2 separate regions of the Homo sapiens genome follow, and region 2 is linked to region 1. Evidence: read pairs that join two places in POLR2A ChIA-PET (ENCODE). Cell type or tissue: CD4-positive, alpha-beta T cell. All regions are shown on one strand. Each heading gives the region's core, and the rest is flanking DNA. Links, peaks and the distances in the headings are about the cores only. Region 1 overlaps TMEM116 (transmembrane protein 116). Region 2 overlaps TRAFD1 (TRAF-type zinc finger domain containing 1).

The links. ChIA-PET counts read pairs that join two places held together with the same protein. Peaks named below come from ENCODE experiments on the same cell type or tissue, not always from the same donor. Only the 100,000 strongest peaks of a DNase experiment are listed, where the experiment ranks them.
Region 2: POLR2A ChIA-PET joins it to region 1 with 7 read pairs; 5 of 35 experiments call an interaction of 5 or more read pairs at or near these places.

What each region holds. Positions count from the first base shown.
Region 1 is chr12:111,991,151-111,996,530 of GRCh38, reverse strand. It overlaps TMEM116 (transmembrane protein 116), which reads left to right. Exons shown (of 11, transcript NM_001193531.2): 4 at 4,642-4,773. It also overlaps the pseudogene SLC25A3P2. Among named protein-coding and RNA genes, the nearest start is that of TMEM116, 19 kb to the left of the region's middle. RefSeq lists a silencer at 4,272-4,566. In CD4-positive, alpha-beta T cell, for the core only: no CTCF peak of the experiment used is centred there; DNase peaks (open chromatin) are centred at 1,730, 2,080, 2,510 and 2,790; H3K4me3 peaks cover 2,053 bases; H3K27ac peaks cover 3,681 bases.
Region 2 is chr12:112,128,552-112,133,931 of GRCh38, reverse strand. It overlaps TRAFD1 (TRAF-type zinc finger domain containing 1), which reads right to left. Exons shown (of 12, transcript NM_006700.3): 2 at 3,363-3,421. The coding sequence starts at 3,409. Among named protein-coding and RNA genes, the nearest start is that of TRAFD1, 5.7 kb to the right of the region's middle. RefSeq lists an enhancer at 3,169-3,218. In CD4-positive, alpha-beta T cell, for the core only: no CTCF peak of the experiment used is centred there; a DNase peak (open chromatin) is centred at 3,171; H3K4me3 peaks cover 1,067 bases; H3K27ac peaks cover 3,113 bases.

The DNA.
Region 1 (5,380 bases), core at 150-5,149:
CTGTTATCAGACTTAAAATTTTTGCCATGGGTGTGTAATTATTTTCTTATTGTGGTTTTAATTTTTCATTTCCTTTATTACTAATAAAGTAGGGCATATTTGCATATGTTTATGGCCATTTGGATTTCCTCTTTTGTTAAATATTTTTGCCTGTTTTTCTGTTGAGTTTTTCTTACTACTTAGTAATTTTTTTAAAACACAGTTTGGATCCTTTGTCAGTTATATGTGTTACAAATATCTTCTATTTTGTGGTATGTCTTTTTACTTTCTTTATGGTGTCTTGACACAGACTCAATTTTTCATTTTAATGTGGTTGATTTTTTTCATTATTTCTTTTAGTACTTTTTGTGTTTTGTTTAGGAAAATTTTCCCTAAACAAAAATTGAAGACATTCTCCTATAGAATGTAAAAAAAAGGTTTACAGTTTTTGTCCTTTCACATTTAGGTCTTTAAACTACTTGGAATAGATTTTTTTTTTTTTTTTTTTTTTTGAGACAGGGTCTTGTTCTGTTTCCCTGGCTGAAGTGCAGTGATGCAATCATGGCTCACTGCAGCCTTGACCTCCTGGGCTCAAGTGATCCTCCTGCCTCAGACTCCCAAGTAGCTGAGACCACAAGTGTGTGTCACCATGCCCAGCTAATTTTTTTATTTTTTATTTTATTTGTAGAGATGGAGTCTCACCATGTTTCCCAGTCTGGTCTTGAACTCCTGGGCTCAAGCAGTCCTCCTGCCTCGGCCTCCCAAAATGTTAGGATTATAGTCATATAGTCACTGAGCCTGACCTAGAACTGATTAGATGGAGTCTCACTCTGTCGCTCAGGCTGGAGTGCAGTGGCATGATCTCGGCTCACTGCAACCTCCGCCTCCTGGGTTCAAATGATTCTCCTGCCTCAGCCTCCTGAGTAGCTGGAATTACAGGCGCCCGCCACCATGCCCAGCTAATTTTTGTATTTTTAGTAGAGATGGGGTTTCACTATGTTGGCCAGGCTGGTTTTGAGCTCCTGACCTCAGGTGATCTGCCCACCTCCCAAAGTGCAGAGATTACAGACGTGAGCCACCATGCCCGTCCTAGAACTGATTTTTTGAGTGTAGTGTGAGATACAAAGTAGGGGCCTAATTTCATTTTTTTTTCCTGTATGGATACCCAATTGTTCTAGCTTCATATTTTGAAAAGACTGTCTCTTTTCCACTGATTGAAAAAGCCACTTATGTCATACATCAGAGATCTATATATATATTGCTGGGTTTAATTTGGGCTATTTTCATTTTATTCACCTATTTGTCCATCCCTGTACTAGTACCACAGTATCTTCACTCTAGGTCTATGTTAGTTTTTGTAGGGAGACCTCCTGAAACTATTGCTATGGAATAAAAGATGAAATGCTCCTGATTATTGTAAATACAAAATTGCATGCAGGATTTTGTAAAGACAATGCAAGGTTTGGCTGCCAGAATGAGCCAACAGTGCGTGATGTGCTTCTCCCTGCAGAGAGCCTATAAACGGACGTGCAGTCAGGGAGGTTTCACATCACCAAGATTACTATCCCAGAAAAGCAGATGTTCATAGCTCTGGGAATGCAATGCAACCCTTGTGGAGAGCCTATAAATAGACACATGAGGGGCGCTTGTTCATATGGATAAGATAGGGTTATAAACGCCCTTATCTTGCCACGGCTTTTCTGGGTCTCTTTAGGGTTAAGGCATACTCCCTTCTGAGAATTTGTGGTCTAACCGGTTGTTTCACATCCTGTTTCTGTTGATTGTTTGCAACCAGCTTTTGCTGCAAATATTACTGCTGATTAGTATCTTACTAAACATAGGTTATGGATAGACTGTGTTTCTGTTTTAAGGCTCTGTTAGAAATTGCTGACACACACACTATGTTGTAAATTCTTATCTCTGTATACTGTACTTATGCATACCGATGTTACATTAAAGAATTACTTCATCCCCATGTGATCATCTCACCTCATAATCAAATGACCCCCTAAATCCCTCACTAACCTACCCCCGCCCTCACTAAACTTAATAATAAATGCCAGTATATCCAGTGCATTGGCGGCATCACAGGACCAGAAGGCGGTGACGCCCTGGACCCAGCTTTCACTATTTTGTGTGTGTCTTTTATTTCTCGACCTGCCGATCCACCTGGGAACAAAGAAAGAGCCCCGTTGCATTGCGGGCTGCTGGCCAGATCCCACGATAAGTCTTAAGATGAGGTGGGGCAAGTTCTTCTTTTTTTTTCAAGAGTGTCTTGGTTATCTTAATATTTTATATTTCTTTCTTTTTTTCCTGAAGAGTTGGGTTTATTTCAATAGTAAATTTGAAACTCTTGACTTAAGTGAAAGTACTCTAGTAATTATATCAGGAATAGACAATTTCCTACACTGTCAAATATATGAAAGTTCCTTTTGTACGTTCTTCAACACTGATCAACAAGCAGTTTCAGTCCACATTTGCTTTGATCTGTCACTGAGTTAACCCAAGCTGCTTCTTCAGAGATTCTGGCATCTTGGGGGAGGGCAAGGGAGGCTGAAGTAGACCTTCACAGAATCATAGATAAACTACTGTAGTGCAGTCAGAGTACCAGTCATAATGATACAGACAAACATTCCCTTCCATACACCTTTAAATCCAAGTCTCTGGAGGACTTGAGAAGCACTGCTACCTTTTTCTTTATTCAACACAGATACCACAGAATCATCAGGGTGAGAAACAATTGCACAAAACACTCCAGGTATGTAACCTGCTACAAATGTTACAACCAGCTCCTCTGTCTTTGAACATTCACCACAGGGCTTCCGAACCACAAACTTGTACAATGCTTCAACAGTACCTTAAAAGCAGGCAAACTTCATCATGGCATATGCTATCTGTCTCATCCAGAGAGGAGCAACCCCTTTGTAGAATGTTTTTAGGCCTTCTTCCTTATACATCTTGGGAGCTGCATCCCTCAAAGTCTTGGTCTAACCTGGTTGGGTTTGAATTTGAACCTTAGCAGCTTCCATAGGGCAATTACAGCAAAGAATTCAGCACTGGCAGAGGCAGCCAAATACAGTGATGTGCACCAGAGATAACATGCTCTGGGAGTATGTTGCTATACAAGACTTTAAAGACTTCATAAAAGCCAAACTTGCAGAACACCTGCATGGAGTGGCCAATGAAAGTCAGAGCCTGTCCTTTAGCCAAAGAATGAACACCATCCTCCTTAAGTGTAACTGAGAATCCATTAAATATGCCCTTCTACTTTTGGGGGTCCACCTGCATACAGCATTTCACTAAACCCAGGGGAATGACCGCAGTGTGTGTCAGACCACAACCTAAGACCCCACGAGAGCCACACAATGCATAATACTTCGTGGAGTCAAATTCACAACTGTACTTTTATAAGGCAGCAGCTGCCAGGTTAAGAGAGCAGTGGGGGGGCCTTGCGGGTCTTGTGGGACCGCTGTGGAGGTCCGTGAGGCCATCGTCCACCAGCTGCAGGTGTGGCACATTGAAGGAGTTCACCCATGCCAGGTGTGCCATGGATGAGAGCTTCTCCCTAAGATGGCAAACACCCCACTGTTACTCCCTTGGATTGTGGCTCACAGGGTGATATTTTGTACTTCCACATCAGATTCAGAGTCAGCTTGTCAAGTTCCACAGGAAAATAGGTTGAGATTTCATTGAGATTGCATTTAATCTTTAGGAGTCCCTCAATAAATGGTTTATAATTTTCTCCATAGGACCAAAACTATTTTTAGATAAGTGGGAATGGGGATGCCAAAAGGAGAAGAATAAGAAGAGACAAATTTCACCAGTGTGGTCAGAAACCGAAAGGCAACACATACAGTTCATTCTGACATTTTTCAGTATTACTGACTTTTTACCCTGACTTTTTATTACTGTAAACGTTTTCATTTTCTTTAAGTCCTCAGCCACATCCCTAAACACTTAGCAGAATACCTCATTTCTTATATTTAGAAGATGTTTGGCTCATGCCTGTGATCCCAGCACTTTGGGAGGCCGAGGAGGGTGGATCACAAGGTCAGGAGATCGAGACCGTCCTGGCTAACACGGTGAAACCCCATCTCTACTAAAAATACAAAAAATTAGCCAGGCGTGGTGCTGGGCGCCTGTAGTCCCAGCTACTTGAGAGGCTGAGGCAGGAGAATGGTGTGAACCCAGGAGGCAGAGCTTGCAATGAGCCGAGATCGTGCCACTGCACTCTAGCCTGGGCGACAGAGCGAAACTCTGTCTCCAAAAAAAAAAAAAAAAAGTAGAAGATGTTGCCTGTGCCACTAAAGCACTCTCAATTGTCTCCTTGTGGTACATCTCCACCACAAAATTTCTCATCTTTCCACTCTTTTTTTAACCCTATACCTAAGAAAGGAGTGTCCCTGTGAGTAAGAAGGTTCAGTACTAATCTATCCATGAGTACTCTGATTCCAGAACAGTTGGGATAACTGTGGTTATAGTGGTTATAGATTCCTTCCTATCTGTAGTCTTCCCTTGCATTGCCCACAATCAACCAATGGCAGAGGCCCCAGAAAAATGATGTCAGTTTCCTACTAGAAACATAAAATGTAAGAACTGTTACATTGTTAACATTCTCCTAGCTACATCACATATGAAATGAGGATTTTATTACTTTGACAGATAAGACCACTTTTTTATCTGAGCTTCTGTGACCTGCTCCTGGGACTTTGCTGGCTCACGGAGACACTTCTCTATGGAGCTTCAGTAGCAAATAAGGACATCATCTGCTATAACCTACAAGCAGTTGGACAGGTGAGTGCTACAAGACTGTCACTGCACCTTGCAAGAAAGGCACACTCAGATCTAGATAGAAACAAAGATGATTCACCTTGGGAAGTGGAGACGTATTTGTTTATTGTTACATTTTGAAACAATAGCTTTTATCTTTTTTCATATTAAAAACACTATATTATAGAATATTTTGAAAATTCAGAGAAGCAAAAAAATAATGTTATCTTTACTCTTTAATTTTTTTTTTTTTTTTTCTGAGACAGAGACTTGGTCTGTCACCAGGCTGGAGTACAGTGGTGCGATCTCGGCTCACTGCAAGCTCTGCCTCCCAGGTTCATGCCATTCTCCTGCCTCAGCCTCCCGAGTAGCTGGGACTACAGGCGCCCACCACCGCGCCCGACTAATTTTTTTTGTATTTTTAGTAGAGACGGGGTTTCACCGTGTTAGCCAGGATGGCCTCGATCTCCTGACCTCATGATCCACCCGCCTCGGCCTCTCAAAGTGCTAGGATTACAGGCATGAGCCACCGCACCCAGCCGTTTTTTTTTTTTTTTTTTTTTTGAGACAGAGTCTCGCTCTGTCGCCAGACTGGAGTGCAGTGGCGCGATCTTGGCTCACTGCAACCTCC
Region 2 (5,380 bases), core at 229-5,228, 140 kb before region 1:
GAGTTCAAGACCAGCCTAGCCAACATGGTGAAACCCCGCTTCTACCAAAAATATAAAAAATTAACCAGGTGTGGTGGCGGGTACCTGTAATCCCAATTACTCGGGAGGCTGAGGCAGGAGAATCACTTGAACCCGGGAGGCAGAGGTTGCAGAAAGCTGAGATCATGCCACTGCACTCCAGCCTCGGGGATAGCAAGATTCCGTATCAAAAAAAAAAAAAAAAAGAACTAAATCCTGAAGGCTCTTCTGTGCAACATTCTGAGTTACCGGTGCTATGCACTACTACATCTAAAAGCTCAGCCTTACTTTCTCAAAGTCAGAGCTGATCACAACATGAAGTCAGATGCCAAAAAGAGTGGAGCTAGGCTATTCCAAAACCATCCATGTCCCAAAGCAGAGTGATACGCTCCAGGATTATTTTAAAACAGAAAACAAACCAAAACAACAACAAAAACAAGTGAAAAAACACCCTACCACTGATTTTCTCTCACTTTTAAGTAGTTTAATTTCATTGGATTTTATTCCATGAAAAGTCAAACCAAAAAGAGAAGACTCCAGCTTTTGGACAGTCAAAGGGGAAGGGGAAATTGTCTCCTGTATGCCTCACATGCCTTTCGAAGCAGGCTGGATGCTTCCTGACTACAGGAACATGCTCTCTGGCTGGGTTGGTAGAAACTTCACTGTAAAGCTGTACAAAAATGAAATCCTGAACCCTTTCCTCCACCAGTCTGGTCTCTCCACTTCATTTTTGCCTTTCTCACTTAGTTTAGTGGTTCAAAGATCATATCTAAGCTATACAAATTAAGGAGGTAAAGTGATAATGTTACATGAAAGAGTAAGACCATTTAAACATGAAAAGATTATACATGTACTCGAACTAAAGGTACATTCTATTCAAAGGCCTTACTTTTACTTATTTGGATAGGACCATTGTAAAATTCCAATTTCACCAGCTAAAAACTACATTAAAGAAGGTACGTATAACAATAATTCAGAAAAATAAAATACTGAACAGGATCAATACAGATAGTCATAAAACACATTATTTAATACCATATTTTGCCTCTGAAGCTGAATACTAGAAGAACTGTCTCCCATACTAAATTATAAATAGCTTATTTCTCTTTTAATAACCTTTAATATTCAGACATTGTCTAAGAAACATTTTGAAGTAGGATAAATGATGTGCCTCCAGCTATAGTCATTCTTCCAAACTGAAAGACCAAGACACCAAGGAAGTGCAAATTCATTTTCATCCAGTGGTGGAATTATCAAGCTAGGGACCCCAAGGCAGCTCTCAAAGCAGCACTGGAAGGTGACAGAACAATCAACTGTGAGAGATGGGAAGAAAACTCAAATGGATAAAGAGGAAAATTACTGACAGATTTAACTTCCCATATTTCTCTCAAATTTTTAGCTTTCTAAGGAAACTACTCATTTTGAATTAATTTAGTTAAAATAATACATCCCAACTTTTTAAAGATGTTGTGAAATGAATACTTTAATACATTACTGGTGGTAGTATAAACTGCCTAAAAACAGTCTGAAAATTCATTTCTAGGACCATAAAATTATATACTCTGTAACACAATAATCCTACTCTTGGGATTATGTATGAATATTTTCATTACAGTATCATAGAATGGTAAAAAATGAAAGTCATTAAAAATACCTAAGCAAGAAAGGAATAGCTAAGTTACATATAGTATACCAACAAAGTGAAAGAAGAAATGTTATATTGTGATTGTAAATCATGTATGTACAAATGCCATGAAAATTAAAGCCAGTAATTACTGCTTAGGGTGTAGAAAACCTGGGTTCCTTTTTCATAATATTGGCAATAATTTTTATTTTAATGGTAAATATGGAGACACTAAATGTCTAGCATTTACTTTACAAGGCTGTTCAGGATAACTTGTTGACATACTACATACACAAGGCCCCTAAAACTTTAGAATTAAAACAAAAAATATTAAGGACCACACCATCATAATATGAAGCAACAAGAATCAAAAGCAGCTGTCAAGTAAGACCACAAAGCATTTACTATTGCACATATTCACCTCTTAGGAAATGCTGAAATAAAAAAGATATTTGCAACAATTATATAAAACAGTTGCCTGCTGGGTTTTTTTCTTTTAAAATTTAACTGCCAACATATTCCTACCAAACATTCCAACCAGACCAAATACTAATATGCTTACTTCCTACCTTCGGAGAAAATGAAGATGTTTTAAGTGAGATAAATGAGCACACAATTCCGTATCCAGATAAAACTGCTAAAAGTCTCAAGGAAGGGCTAGCAAATTAGAGGTGAAATTTCATTTAGATAGAAATAGCTGAAAGGCAAACCAAAGCTTCCAGAAAAATTCCCAAGAACTTTCCAAACACTAAACACAAACAGCCAGAAATTAATTCTTTACAGGTTTAGTCAGCCTTCTATGCTAATCTGCTTTTTTCTTTAATTTCTTTGGCTTTGAATAGCATTGTTTTTCACTAGCTTTCCATTAACTCACCCTTTAACTCTCTTAGCATAGTTATTTATATTTTGTCCTAGGCTTGAGATTCCTCCTAATTGGAGTGGACTGATAAAATAGGTGTATCTTAACTAATGCTAAAAACCAATGTGTCTCTTTTCTTACAAAATCATGTTTTCTTTTGATTATTTGTTTCTGATTACTCTGTTTCAGTAGCTATACATATAAAACCCAAACAAAACTAAAATAGTTTATGAAATGGTAGAAAGTGATAGTGGCATAGCAGAAATACTCTACAATATGGCAAGACACCTACAATGAGATGAAATCTTAATTCCAAGCAGGTAAAGAATATTGTAACCAGCTGTTGCTCTAATTATATTCTAATTCTGCCAAAGTTAGGCTGAGAAGAAAGAAAAAGACAACGATGATGACAAAAATGTTATTTGGCTCAAATATTCCACCAATGAGTTAAACTATTTTCCTTATTCCACATCTCTTTCTACCACAGTTTGCTAAGGTAAACATAGCACATTGTGAAAGAAGTACCCAGTGAAGGAAAATAAAGTAATAAACATAGCAGACAGTTCTGCTTTGCTTTTTTTGTCAGCTTACAGTAACAGCACTTGTATAGCACCAAGATACCAAGATAAGTTCTTAGGAAAACCCCAACAGGAACCAGCTGATTATTAACTTTACAACCGGTTTCATTTCATCAGGAAAGAGATGCTCTTTCTTGTAATTCATGTGGGTTATAAACACCAAAATAGAAAGCTTAACTCAAGACTGTGCCAGTCTTCACTAACAGTTTTTAAATCAGGAAATGATAGTGATTAAGCTTGACTGTCCTCATTCCACTAACATTTCTTAGATTTAATGTCTTACCAGTTGTCACACAGTCGAGTTTCCTGGTCATCTAGAAATTCAGCCATCTTTAGCTCTTCCTGAAAACCACAAAGGAAGACATGAACTTTCTCTTTCATTTCTGCTTTAAAGATGACATGCAAAAAAACAAATAAAAAACTAGTATACAGAAACTGTCACCCAAACCTGCATGTTAAAGCATTTTATTCAATATCCAGTCCCTTGGGATTTTCTTATTTTAAAATTTTCAATTTAAAATAATTTTATTGGATAAGGGAGTTTTAAAAAATAAAAATAATAAAATAAAATACTTTTACTAGGCTGGGTACAGTGGCTCATGCCTGTAATCTCAGTACTTTGGGAGGCCGAGGCAGGCGGATCACTTGAGCCCAGGAGTTTAAGACCAACCTGGCCACAACATGGGGTAACGTCATGTCTACAAAAAATACAAAAAAAAAAAATTACCCAGGCATGGTGATGTGTGCCTGTAGTCCCAGCTACTCGAGAGGCCGAGGCAGGAGGAATGTGCAAGAGGAATGCTTAAGCCTAGGAGTTTAAGGCTGCAGAGAGCCATGATCATGCCACTGCACTCCAGCCTGGGTGACAGAGTGAGACCCTGTCTCAAAAATAATAATAATAATAACATCCTGGCCAGGCGCAGTGGCTCACACCTGTAATCCCAGGACTTAGGGAGGCCGAGGCAGGCAGATCACAAGGTCAGGAGATCGAGACCATCCTAGCCAACATGGTGAAACCCCCATCTCTACTAAAAATACAAAAATTAGCTGGGTGTGGTGGCGCATGCCTGTAATCCCAGCTACTCGCGAGGCTGAGGCAGGAGAATCGCTTCAACCAGGGAGTCAGAAGTTGCAGTGAGCCAAGATCGTGCCACTGCACTCCACCCTAGCGACAGAGTAAGACTCCGTCTCAAAAATAAATAAATAAATAAAAATAAAATAACATCCCTTACAGACTTCATCCAATTACCCTAAAAGCATCATAACAATAGTAAAATTATCAAATAGAGGAAATTAACACTAATACAATACTAGTAACTAATCTATAGAATTCATTCAAATTTCACCAACAAGTCAGGCACAGGGGCTCATGCCTGTACTCCCAGAACTTTGGGAGGCTGAGCTGAAGAGGATCGCTTGAACCCAGGAGTTTAAGATCAGCCTGGGCAACATGGTGAAACCCTTCTCTACAAACAATTTAAAAATTAGCCAGACGTGGTGGCACACACCTGTGGTCCCAACTACTCAGAAGGCTGAGATGGGAAGATCACTTAAGCCCAGGAGGTCAAAGCTGCAGTGAGCAGTGATTGTACCACTGCACCCTAGCCTGGGTGACAGAGTGAGATCCTGTCTCAAAAAAAAAAAAAAAAAAAAAAAAAATCACCATCCCACCCTTTTTCTGGTTCAGCATTCAATCTAGGATCACACACTGCATTTGGCTATTACTTGTAGTTAATCTCCTTTGATTTGGGAGAGTTCTTCAGTCTTTCCTTCTCTTTCATGACCTTGTTAAGCATACTGGCTTTTTTTTTTTTTTTTTTTTTAAACAGAGTCTCACTCTGCTGTCTAGGCTGGAGTGCAGTGGTGCGATCTCGGCTCACTGCGATCTCGGCTCACTGCAACCTCGACCTCAGCCTCCTGAGTAGCTGGGACCACAGGTGTGCACCACCATGCCCAGCTAATTTTTGTATTTTCAGTAGAGATGGAGTTTCACCATGTTGACCAGGCTGGTCTCAAACTCCTGACCTCATATGATCCACCAGCCAGCCTCAGCCTCCCAAAGTGCTGGGATTACAGGCATGAGTCACCGTGCCCAGCCAGCTAGTTATTTTATATAATATCCTTCAATTTGGGTTTGTCTGATATTTTCTCATGATTAAATTCAGGTTATATATTTTTGGCAAGAACACCATAGAAATCATGTTGTGCTCATCTCAGTGCCTTATATCAGAAGGTACATGATGTCAACAGTCTTATTTTACTATTGATGTAAACCATGATCACATAGTTGATATGGTGTCT